Linked DNA regions of Homo sapiens: all the other regions are linked to region 2. A link is a contact called in ENCODE Hi-C or POLR2A ChIA-PET data. All regions are on one chromosome and are shown on one strand. The core of a region is the stretch at or near the end of the contact, and the rest is flanking DNA. Distances in the headings are between cores, read along the strand shown.

The links. Hi-C counts contacts between places; a loop is a spot of excess contacts on that map. ChIA-PET counts read pairs that join two places held with the same protein, here RNA polymerase II (POLR2A). Pooled maps may share reads with other maps.
Region 1: a loop to region 2 is called in a pooled map, with 8 times the contacts of the local background. The contact joins the promoter of CDC26 here to the promoter of KIAA1958 in region 2. A Hi-C loop is called at or near these places in 1 of 37 single-sample maps with no recorded cell type and 8 of 50 pooled maps.
Region 3: a loop to region 2 is called in a pooled map, with 13 times the contacts of the local background. The contact joins the promoter of ZNF483 here to the promoter of KIAA1958 in region 2. A Hi-C loop is called at or near these places in 1 of 168 maps with a recorded cell type or tissue (naive thymus-derived CD4-positive, alpha-beta T cell) and 4 of 50 pooled maps. POLR2A ChIA-PET finds 5 or more read pairs at or near these places in 2 of 52 experiments (H1 and activated CD4-positive, alpha-beta T cell).

The regions. Positions count from the first base shown.
Region 1 is chr9:113,274,193-113,278,473 of GRCh38, reverse strand. It overlaps CDC26 (cell division cycle 26), which reads left to right and starts at 2,902. Exons shown (of 4, transcript NM_139286.4): 1 at 2,902-3,092. PRPF4 (pre-mRNA splicing tri-snRNP complex factor PRPF4) reads right to left here and starts at 2,816. Exons shown (of 14, transcript NM_001244926.2): 1 at 2,704-2,816; 2 at 1,749-1,926. The coding sequence starts at 2,730. RefSeq lists enhancers at 2,829-3,168, 2,936-3,791.
Region 2 is chr9:112,484,303-112,488,076 of GRCh38, reverse strand. KIAA1958 reads right to left here and starts at 1,250. Exons shown (of 4, transcript NM_133465.4): 1 at 959-1,250. HSDL2-AS1 (HSDL2 antisense RNA 1) reads left to right here and starts at 433. Exons shown (of 5, transcript NR_171779.1): 1 at 433-1,098; 2 at 1,536-1,687. RefSeq lists silencers at 652-1,141, 1,222-1,281 and an enhancer at 1,712-1,771.
Region 3 is chr9:111,523,017-111,526,902 of GRCh38, reverse strand. ZNF483 (zinc finger protein 483) reads right to left here and starts at 1,724. Exons shown (of 6, transcript NM_133464.5): 1 at 1,641-1,724. RefSeq lists enhancers at 561-1,060, 1,172-1,371 and a silencer at 1,472-1,821.

The sequences.
Region 1 (4,281 bases), core at 1,653-4,152, 790 kb before region 2:
ATAATCTAGCAATAGTTTTGAAACCCACACCAAAATACAAGTGTGATAAAAAATGAGAGGTACAGTGGTGACGTTATGTTTAAAAACAGTATTAAAAGTTTAAAAAGTCACTAGGCTACAGTGCATGTGTTTAGAAAATGTGTGGGAGGATCAATAAGAAACCTGACAGATGTCCCTACTGCAGAGGAGTCTTCATTTTATGCCCTTTGGCATTGTCTGAATTTCTTAGGACAAATATGCATAATTTTATTTTTAAAATATAGTAGACCTCTCATTACTGACATGGAAAGATATCCTCAATGGTATATAAATGAAAAATGGGGGTTATACAACAATTTACGTATTGTGTTTTCATTTATGGAAAAAATTACATACTTTTTAGCTGTATTAAAATTCTCAGAAAGATATACAATCAATTAATTTTAAAAATACAGGATTTTCTACTTCACACATTTATACATTGATCTTTTAAAAGAAAATAACTTTTTTTTTTGAGACAGGGTCTCGCTCTGTTGTTCAGGCTGGAGTGCAGTGGCACAGTCATGACTCACTGCAGCCTTGAACCCCCACCTCAGAACCCCAATTAGCTGGGAATACAGGCACGTGTCACCATGCCCAGCTAATTTTCTACTTTTTGTAGAGATGGGGTATCACTATTTGCCCAGGCTGGTCTTGGATTCCTGGGCTCAAGCCAGACTCCCGCTTCTCAGCCTCCCAAAGTGCTGGGATTACAGGTGTGAGCCACCAGGCTTGGCCACTATTACTTTTATAATAAAAAAAGATAGCTCAGTCAGGTGCAGTGGCTCACGCCTGTAATCCCAGCACTTTGGGAGGCCGAGGTGGGCGGATCATTTGAGGTCAGGAGTTGGAGACCAGCCTGGGCAACATGGTGAAACCCAGTCTCTACTAAAAATACAAAAATTAGCTGGGTGTGGTGGCGGGCACCTGTAATCTCAGCTAATCGGGAGGCTGAGGCAGGAGAATCCCTTGAACACAAAAGGCAGAGGTTGCAGTGAGCCAAGGTTACGCCACTGCATTCCAGCCTGGGCAAGAGAGTGAGACCCTGTCACACACACACACACACACAAAAAGATTTCACTTTGGGTAAAAAATAATTACAAAACTTCAAAAGGGAGAATATCATGAACCACTCTAGCTGCAAACCAATGCCAGAACTATGTTAGATCTCCAGAAGACAAATGGAATCAATCTGAATCCAAATGTACACTGAATTTTTGATAAGACTGCTCACTCATAGAAGAAAAACTATATAACAGATTGTAAGAAAAAGGCTCTCTGCATGATAATAAGGGGGTAGGCAAAATACAGCCTTATAGCTGCAAGTTTAAGAATTGAAATTCTGCCGGGCACAGTGGCTCACACCTGTAATCCCAGCACTTTAGGAGGACGAGGCGGGCGGATCACAAGGTCAGGAGTTTGAGACCAGCCAGACCAACATGGTGAAACCCCATATCTACTAAATATACAAAAATTAGCCGGGCGTGGTGGTGTGCGCCTGTAATCCCAGCTACTCGGGAGGCTGAAGCAGGAGAACTGCTTGAACCCGGGAGGCGGAGGTTGCAGTGAGCCAAGATCGCACCACTGCACTCCAGCCTGGCGACAGAGCGAGACTCTGTTTAAAAAAAAAAAAATTGTAATTTTTTGACATTATAAAACTGTGGTATTTAAGTTTAGAAAGGTATTCATTACACAAAGAGGTAAAGATGGGCTCACAATTTGCATCTTACCAGAGGTTATATTAATATTTCCAGCTTCGATCCCTGCTTTAAGTCCGTCTTTCCCCAAAATCCCAGACTCTCCTTTGGCCAGACGCTCCCTCTCCTTCTCTTCCAAACTTCCATAATAGATGTGTGGTTTCTTCACGACCGGAGCAACTAAGTCGTCGGGTGCTTTAGTTTTGGTTGCCTGCTAAATCAAAGATCTGCATTAAACTAAGGTTTAATCTTGGCAATTTACCGGACTTCACCAGAGGATGAAGCTCACCCTGAGTTTCACAGTCCTGTTTCCTCTGTAATTGAAAGGACAAATTGGACACTACTTAAGACGCTCTTCATTGATTTGAGGAGGTGAAGGTAGGGTGAGGGTGTTTCAGTCCCTCACTTTGGTTGATGGGATTAATAAAACTAGTGAGGTTCTCTCGGGTATTTTCCTATGAAAGGTTTGCTCTGAAATCTGTTTACTTCATTCCGTTGGAAGTGTTCAATCTCGTGTTTTATGCTTCCCGGATTACTGCTTATCACTGGGGAAATACTAAGGATAGATGAAATAACCAACGCGGTGCTAAAGGATAACAAGTTACAACATTACAAGTGTATACATTTCAAACGTTCCTAGACGTGAGGTAGTAGGAGTTAGTAGGTCTCATTAAAATTCTGAGATCTGCCAAAGGCATAAACCTTGGCCAAGACACTTCCCTATTTCAGAGCACCGTTACTGGATGAGTCGGAAGAGATGCTTGCCCTTTGGGGCTGTAGTGGGAGAGGTGCAAATAAGCTACAGTCCACGAAAGCGCTTAGGGATCAGGAAAACGGTGGTCCGCTGTGTAGGACACCGCTGAGTCCCGCAGCCTTCCTCCTCAGCCCTCCACCGCCTTCTCCCGCTCCTTAACGGCCCCTTCCCGCAGAGATCCCCTTCCCCCTTAGCGCTCCCTGCCAGAGTGAGCTGGGATCCCGGGCTCTGTACCGTGGAAGAGGCTCGCGAGGAAGCCATGCTGGGCTCTGGAGCCGCGAGGCCCCAGCGAAACCCGAACACTCCCTTTCAGACCGTCCACCGCGCGCCCAGCAGAGGGGAAGTGCGTCACTGACAGGAAGTGCGTCACTGACAAGACGTGGGCCAAGAGGGGTCACCGCCCCCGGAGCGGCGCGGAGCATGATGGAAGTCGTAGTAGGAAATGGCGTCGTGGCATTGAGGGGCATCCCTCCTAGAACCTCCAGGAAAAGCTCGCGGAAGACGAGGTTCTGCGGAGAGAGAGGCTCCAAGCAGTCTGGGAAGTGTAGTCCAGTTGGCTTAGCAGTAGTTTCGTTGGGGGGGAGCCGAGGTTCCGGGAAGGGGCTAGGCCGGCTTGAAAAGAGGTAGGTGAGTCGACTCGCGCGGCTCGGGGCTGAACTCTGGAGCGAGTCAAGGGCTTCCGGGGTCCGCTGTGCCCCCCGGGCGTACGGGGGCGTTTACGTCTTCTTGGAGCCGAGGACCATGTTACCATAGAAACCCTTGCCTGGGCTCCGAGGTACAGGCCTGGAGCTAGGGGACGAGGACTGTTCTCCTCCATGGTCCGGAAGTCTTCCCAGGCTCCCCCTCTGAGCTTGATGGCTCGGCGGTGGATTTGGGCTGCGGCGGGAGATTAAGCTAGAAGAGCCCGCTAGTGCCAAAGTCAAATAAAGACCCGGCGGAGGAGCTTCGGCCTGATTTTGTTGATTTGTCTTCAGCCTGGTCTTTGTATCAGATTGAGAGTAAGATGATGGATAGGAAGGTGTCAGGTAACTCTGTACGTCTCTCTGCCCTGCTGGATGCTGGGGCATTAGAGACGAACAGGATAAGGTTTTTATCCCCACATGGGCGGTGGGAGATCCTCAAAATATTGACGTTTCCCTAGCTGGCCAGATCCTCATGCAACCCCCTAGAACAATTACAGCAATAATAGATGTTATTTATTGAACATTTATTAAATGCCAAATAATATTCCAAGAGCTTACTCTGTATTACGTTATTGACTTCCTACAACAGCAGAGTAGGATACAGATGAGGGAACTAAGGTCTAGTGAGAAATGAAACGAATTGTTCAGGATCGGTGGTGTAGTGGGATTAAAACCTGTGCCCTTTAACCTCTACAGCCAGCACTTTTAACTGTTAATCTATACTGCTCCCTAGTGGCCAGTTTTTTGCAGTTTGCAGAAAAGGTAAAATGTATAGATTTTTTTTTCCCCCTTTTAGGTATCCCTATCCCTCTCTTTCCCTCTTTGGAACTTTGGCTTTCTCTACCATTTGTCTGCATTGGAATCTGGTAGAAGATAATGCCTGATTTAGTACAAAGGAATTTGAAATGTAATGTGCCAGTGTTTTGTGTTGATAATATCACCTGTAGTATCCTAAGCTTCATGGGAGAAGGAACTATTTCTTCCTTTGTATACTTCACAGTCCTTAGTTTCATCCTAGATACGTGTAATAATTTGTATCTGTACATACTTTCAAGGAGTTTTCACTTCCATCATTTTCACTTAATGCTTATCATGTTGACCTTTATAATTTTTATAGGAGGCTAAAATT
Region 2 (3,774 bases), core at 1-2,500:
ACCTGACTGGCTTGTTAGCTGTTTATTTCGTCGGGAGAGGATTCCGTCTTGCGAATCCTAACGAGTTCGGGAAAAAACAAAACTTTACTCCTAAACTTCAAAACACACACACACACACACACACACACACGCACACACACTAAATACATATAATTGTAAAAATCACAGCCACGTTCATTTTTTTTAAAGTCCCAATCTAAAACCTTAAAGAAAAAAAAAGACTTGAAGGAACCAAAAACATTCTTTGATTTTGGTTTGACGTTGTTCAGTCCAACCTCCTCCTACCCAGGGGAATACATTTCTCGATATATTTGATAACAAACACAAATCACTGTGCGCAGCCTCAGATGGGGGTGGGGGGGCGGAAGAGCCTTTTGGAGAAAGCCCTCCTCCGTTAGAAACAATAAATAAGGGAGCGAAGCCATGCACGTTCCTTCACACACGCCCCAAACGCACCTCGGCGAGCCACCCGAGGAGGAAAACTAGTGGGGCAGAGCCCTGAACCACCTCTCTTTCTCCATAAGCATCTCAAGACTTGGAAACTAAGAGGACAGACCTTTTCCTCCTCCTTCCCGCCCTCCTTCCCACCTCCGACAGACCCAAGAGCAGGAGCGGGGGCGCCAGCCCCACGCACTGCGCCTGCAGCCGCCGCTGAGACCCGAGCTGCCGGGCGGCGGGGCGGCCCGGGGCAGGCGGACCGGAGCCGCCACCGGGGGTCTCTGCGCCTCGCACCCCCAAGCCCGGCGCTGCCGACGAGCGGCCGCCCGGGTCCCTGCCCTCGCTCCGGCCTCGCTCCCCCGAGAGGAGACAAAAGGAAGGTTCAGCCGGGTCACCGCGCGGCCGCTGACGGGGAAGCAGAGTCGACCCCGGCGCGGCCGCCCCCCACACAAAGGGGCTCCCCGCCTGGGTCGCGGCGTCGGCGCACTCGTCCCCGCCCCGCGCGCGGGCTCTCACCCACCTGCAGGTGTCTGTGCGTCTGTCCATAGGAACGCGGTCGGCGCGGGGGGGCCTGCGAGAGCCGGGCAGCCCGGGCTGGACGGGACGGGCCGAAGGGGCGCGAGGGCGGGAGGAGAGCGGCCAGAGGGCCGGGCACCAAAGGTAAGTGGAGCGGGGAAGGCGCCCGGCGGGCGGCGGACCGAGGAGCGGGGCGGGGGGCGGGGGCGCCAGCCTGGCTCGGCCGACCGCCGCGCGCCGCTCCGTGCGCCCCGAGCTCCGCGCGCCCGGCTCGGAGCGCGGCGGGCGGGCAGGGGGCGGGGCGCGGGCGGGCCGGGGCGGGGCCGGCGAGCGGGGCGGGGGCTCGGACCCCGGGCTCCAGCCGGCACCGGAAACGCGCCGTGGTCGGCGAGACCCACAGGAAGTGTGTAACGACACCTCCTACGGCACGCACCGAGCTCGCAGTCGTTGCTGCCCCGAGGAGGTGTAGATCGAGCCTCCTGCCGCACACACGTTCGCACGCGGCGGCCGGCGCGCTGGACCGAGAGGTTGGAGCAATCCATCCTCCGCGCGCACGAGCTCAGTCCCTACTGCCCCGACAGGTGTGGAACCCGCCGTCCCCGCTATGGTCCGAGGAAGTGTACAGCACTGCTCCCTACTACACGTCCTGGGCCCGCGGTCCCCGATGCCCCCCGGAGCTCTGTGCACCTCCACTGAAACGCAAGGAGCAGACAGAACCTACACCATCCGTGAGGTGTGTGATTTCCCTTATAACGCATTGAGTAGAGTTACCTCTCCGCCCAGGGATGTGCATTAACACTTTCTACCGAGATACTACGTACAGCCCATAGTCACCGCTGCCCCGTGAAGGTGCCCAACAACCACCTGTAACACACACACCCCTATCCCATCGAGGGAGCGGGGATGCTTAATGATACCTAAAATACACTAAAACTAGGTCCTCCAGCAAACCAGAGACACAAGAACACCACCTACACGACTCAGCACAGCAAAGATGAAGCTGGACTTGCTAGGTGCTACCAGGCTTGGTCCACCTTTATTTTACCTAACACTTTCGTAGTACTTGCTGTGTGCCCACAGTTTGCACTGAGTACTTAGCGAATATTAATTTATTTAATCCTAAGAACTCTACATAGTGGGTGCTATTAACATTGCCATTTTATGATAAGGAAACTGAGGCACAGAGAAATTAAGAAATTTTTTCAACATCACATAGATAGTAGCTAGAGGAGCCTGGATTCATTCCGGACAGTCTGGCTTCAGAGTCTGCTCTTAACTCCCTTTCTATTTACAGCACTGACCATCTCCAAAACAGTAATCATGGTAATAAATAACATTTACACCATATCTGTCAGGCCTTACGTAGTGCCCACATCTTGGCCTCACCTCATCTGTGACAGGCATACCCCAGTCACTTGTACCCTTGGAGTAGGTAAGGGAAGAGAAGAATATTTTTGAGGGAGAGAAAGAAGCTAACTTCTTAGCAAAGGAGAAAATATCCAGGGTCGTCCAGAATCCAAGCAGGTAACTTCATTACCACATCAAGCATGTTCTCTTTTAGGTAGCTTCTGCCAACCCCTCTCCATCTCTAGAGCTGATTCCGGTTGATGTTCTTAACACCTTCCTCTATCAACACTCTTCCAGGTCTAGGCTGAAATTTAAAATCTGTGTAAATGTTGACACAATAATGTTTGTACAAACAAAAAAGACCAAAAATGAAAACCCCCTAGTTAATTGCTGCATATTCTAAAGATGGGATCTTGTGGAGAAATTGGAACTCTTATGCAATGCTGATAGGAATGTAGATGGTACCACCACTATGCAAAACAGTGGGGAAGTTCCTCAAAAAACTAAAACTAGAGCTACCATATGATCCAGCAATCCCACTTCTGGGTAAATATCCAAAAGAATTGAAAGCAGGATATCGAAGAGATATTTGCACATTCATGTTCATTGCAGCACTATTCACAATAGCCAAGAGGTTGAAGCAGCCCAAATGTTCATCAACAGATGAAGAGATGAATGAAAATGTGATATATACATATAATGGAATATTATTCAGCCTTAAAAAGGAAGGAAATCTTATCACAGGCTACAACATAGATGAACCTTGAGGATGTTGTGCCAAGTGCAATAAACCAGTCACAAAAGGACAAATACTGTTATGATTTGACCTATATGAACTATGTAGAGGTATGTAAACTGTGGGATTATGTCAAACTTGTGGAAACAAGACGGTAGAATAGTGGTTGCTAGAGGGTAGAGGGAGGGGAAAATGGTGATATAATGTTTACTGGGTACAGAGTTTCAATTTTGCAAGATGAAAAATTTCTAGAGATGTTACACAATAATGTAAATATAACACCACCGAACTGTACACTTAAAAGTAGTTACAAAGGTAAATTTTAAATTGTTTTTGCCACAATCAACTTCAAAACAAATCTAATTTTATTTGTTTAAAGGATATTTCACTACAATGAATTTTTTTAATGATGCAGGCATCCAACCATGATGAGGTACCTTGTTGAACAAACTAACTCTGCCACTGAGAACGATGAAAGCTGTTTAAAAAAATAAATAAGTCTGTTTAAAACAATTGGAGAGCAACCCTGTCATCCAAGGCTTGAGAGTCCACGAGCCCCCCAGGAAGAAGAGAAATACTCTGAAGTGAGTCCTGCATTCTCAGCCGCTTTTCCTTCTCAGGGCATTGTTGATTTGTGTCTAGGAGTGTAGAAGTCAGAAAGAAGCACCCTAGAGCTTACCGGCAGTCTTACTGGCCTGGAGATACAAAATTTGGAGTCAGGTCTATTAAGGCAGCTA
Region 3 (3,886 bases), core at 475-2,974, 960 kb after region 2:
GTCTTGAACTCCTGACTTCAGGCGATCCACCCACCTCAGCCTCCCAAAGTGTCAGGATTACAGGCGTGAGCCACTGTGCCCAGCCATAATTTTCTTTATAGTCAAAAACCAGGGAGCTACTTAAGGGTTAAGGAAACAGTTGCTTTAGATTGAATACTCCTCCTAAACAAAATGTTATCAGAAAAGGTTCACAAGGGGACCCAGTCACAAAGCTATTTAACAACTCCTACCCTTTCTTAATGAAAGGGCACACATTTCTCACTAGTTGCTCAACTCAGAAGCCCAATTTAATATTTGACTTTCAAATTTCTCTTCCTCCTTACTTCTCCCATCAATCGCCAAGTTCTGGCGATTTTATTTCCTAAGAACCTCTCCATTCTATCCTTCTGAAACTGCCTAAGTACAGGGTTCTTCACTCCAGTCTCACACTGTGGCCAAAAAATTCCTTCTAACATGCAAAATATGATCTTATCACTCCCCGGCTTACAGTCCCTCACCAGCCACCGAACTGTCTCTCGATAAAGTTCACATGCAGGGACCATGGCATTGTGATCTAGAGACACTGTCTGATGACCTCACCTCTTGAGCTCTAGCTACCCGATTGACACTACAGCCATAAATTAGTATCTCCTCTCTCTCTACATACTCTCCTAGCCTTTGCACCAAGGCTATTCCCTCTCCTCGGAATGTTGCTTTCTTTCTCCTACCAAACTTTTATTCGTCTTTAAAGCCTGACTCCTTTCAACTGTCACTTCTGGTGTGATGCTCTGCTTGATCCCAAAGCACTCCTTTGCACACAGACTGCCCTGTGTTGCATTCATTCATTCATTCTATAAGTGACGGAGCAACTACAATGAGCTGGAACGAGACCAGGGGCCATGAGCTGCGGGGCCAGGCGTGGACAGGCCTGAAAGGGTCCTCACGCTCACAGAGGGTCCAGGAAATGACAATACAGCCGGAGCGGGACTACAATGCGACAAGTGAAGGATGTGACAGCCTCGCATTGCAACTACCATACCAATAACAACCCACTTCCGAGTACAGCGCCCGGCACACAGCAGCATGACGTCATTTATTCCTCTGCCAAATATTAGGCGCCCACCACGTACCTGGCGCCGTGCTGAGCACCTGGGGCTCCGCGATGACTAAGACACTCGGCTCCGTCTACAGGGAGTTTACATAGGAGGCCCGGTGAAAATGTGACGCAGCCAGAGGATCTCAACCAGAGGGAAGAAAAAAGGAGAGATTTCACCCCCCAGCGGTCCTCTGGCAATGTCTGGACACATTTTTGGTTAGCTCGACTAGGACGAGAGGTGGTACTGTTATCTAACGGGCAGAACCAGTGACGCTGTTAAACATCCTGCCACAACGGGAGAGCCTCCCCCTCACCGCCACACCACAAACAAAACAAGGCATTATCCCGCCCAAAATGTCAACAGTGCCCAAGTGGCGCAGGGAGGGATGGAGGGAAGCCAACAGCCCCATCCCGCAGCGGAGTGCGCACCTCCCACAGAAGCAGCAGCAGCGCAGCGCACAGCCCGTTGGTAGGCTGCTCCCGGCCCCCATCCCGCCCCAAGTGCGCCCTCGGAGCCGGCGACCCGGCCACGGCCCCGAAACTCGGGGCCCGGGACGACCAGTACCTGCATCAGCATCCGCAAACAGCACCAACGCCACCGCAAAGAGCTTCCAGAAGCTTGTCCCGCAGCGAGTGCGCGCGCAAGCCTGCGGGAACCACTGCGCCTGCGCAGAGGCGCTGAACCGGACTCCCCGAACGCGCTCGTGCAGCTTTCCGAAAGTCCGCGCTTTCCATAGGCTCCCACCTGCCTGTTGCGCATGGTCACTGGGAAGCGGCTAGTGGGCTCGGCTGCAGAATTATTGCTGCGCCAGAGGCTCAGAGGCCTAGAATCGTATGAGGTTTGCAGATCCAGGAGGCTCCATCTGTTTAGTAACCTCAGACCTTCCCTACCCGCTCCCATCACTTCCATTCCCTGAAATCTAAGGTGGAAAAATCCACCGCAGAAGCATATTACCGATGCATTTAATGCAAGCCATAATTAATGCCACAACTTGAGTTAAACACATATTAATCTTATGACTTCCACACCTGCCCCCATGGTCCAGTCCACCCTCATGGCTCACCTGGATTATTGCAATAGCTTCTTGATTATACCTTACTTCTCTTGGCTATTCTCCACAGCCAGACGGACGTTTTAAAAACGTCAAATTATGACCCTCCTTTGCTTAAAACCCTGCAATGGTTTCCCATTTCACTCAGAGTTAAAACCCAAGTCTTTATAGTGGCCTACAAGGCCTGATGGAATCTAGCCCCTGTAACCTCCCGCACCTCTTCCCCACTTTCCTGCTCCAATCTTGATAGACCCCTTCCTCTTCTTGTAACCTGCCAGGTACTTCCGGCTGACCTGCTCCTTCCCTAAGTGGCCATACGGCCCGCTCTCTCATCCCTTCAGGTCTTCTCAATGAAGCTCTCCCACCATTCCACTTAAATAGGAATCCCACCTTACTCTTGTTTCCTCTTCTAACATGCCCTATAGGTTTGTTAATTTTTTTTTTTACTACTTGTCCGCCTTCTCCAGTAGAATACTAATTTCAGAAGAGTAAGTATTTTTATTTCATTTGTTCTAGGTTGTGTGTTTAGGTCCTGGAACAGGACTTGGCCCATGGCAGGCACTCAATAGATATTTGTTGAGCTTATGAATGAGTATTTGCATGGATTATTGGGGGCATTGCAAAAAGGGCCAAAGAACTCCAGAAAAATTGTTTGGAGGGTTCTAATAACTGGATGATCCCTGAAGGGGTGGAGTTAGGAGAGAAAGACTAGATTCATTCTAGACTGAAGGAGCAAGGTGATTCAAGGCCCTGAGACTTCAAAAGGGCAGAGCAAGCTCAACTAAATGAACCACTCCTCTCAAAAGGAGTGGGCTTATCACAGGCAGCAAGTCAAGCTGAAGAGACAGGGCTGAGAATGGCCGGGCGCGGTGGCTCATGCTTGTAATCCCAGCACTTTGGGAGGCTGAGGCGGGTGGATCACCTGAGGTCGGGAGTTTGAGACCAGCCTGACCCACGCGGAGAAACCCTGTCTCTACTAAAAATACAAAAAATTAGCCAGGTGTGGTGGCACATGCCTATAATCCCAGCTACTCGGGAGGCTGAGGCAGGAGAATCACTTGAATCCGGGAGGTGGAGGTTGTGAAGAGCTGAGATCAGGCCATTGCGCTTTAGCCTGAGTAACGAGTGAAACTCCGTCTCAAAAAAAAAAAAAGAGAAAAAAAAGAAACAGGGCTGAGAATGAAGACAAAAGTTTTCTCAGTCCCGAGTCCCATGGCATATTCTCCTTTACCCACCTCCCCTTGGCTGGCTTTAGACGCATCAGGAAGAAGCTGGAGAAGGCAAAGGAATAGGAAATGTCTATTGGCTCATTATTTTAACCAGGCAAGTCAGAGGCACTTTACTTAGTAAAGCTTACTCAAGCTTTACTGTACTTTAGAATCACATGGTGTTCTTTATTTGAATACAGATTTTGGAACCTTCTGGCCCTCCCCACCCATCAACTTGTTGCAGGTGATCTTGTATTTTGAGAAACACAGTACTAGTTGAAATATTCTGTAAGTAAATGACATGCTACCTATGAATAAATTACCAGGAAAGAATGGCATCTTTTTGGAACTGGTAGTCAAACTATAACTTTTGATTAAAAGTAACCATCATGGTAAGGAGTGATGGACTGTGCATCAGGAAGGAAGCAGGAAACTACAAATCAGTTCCACTGGTAAGCAAGCTGGTGGGATCTCTAAACAGGAAAACATACTTAGGAGAACTTTAAGTGAGCTGTTTGTTTGTTCGTTTAACTGTTCTGGTTTCAGTATGG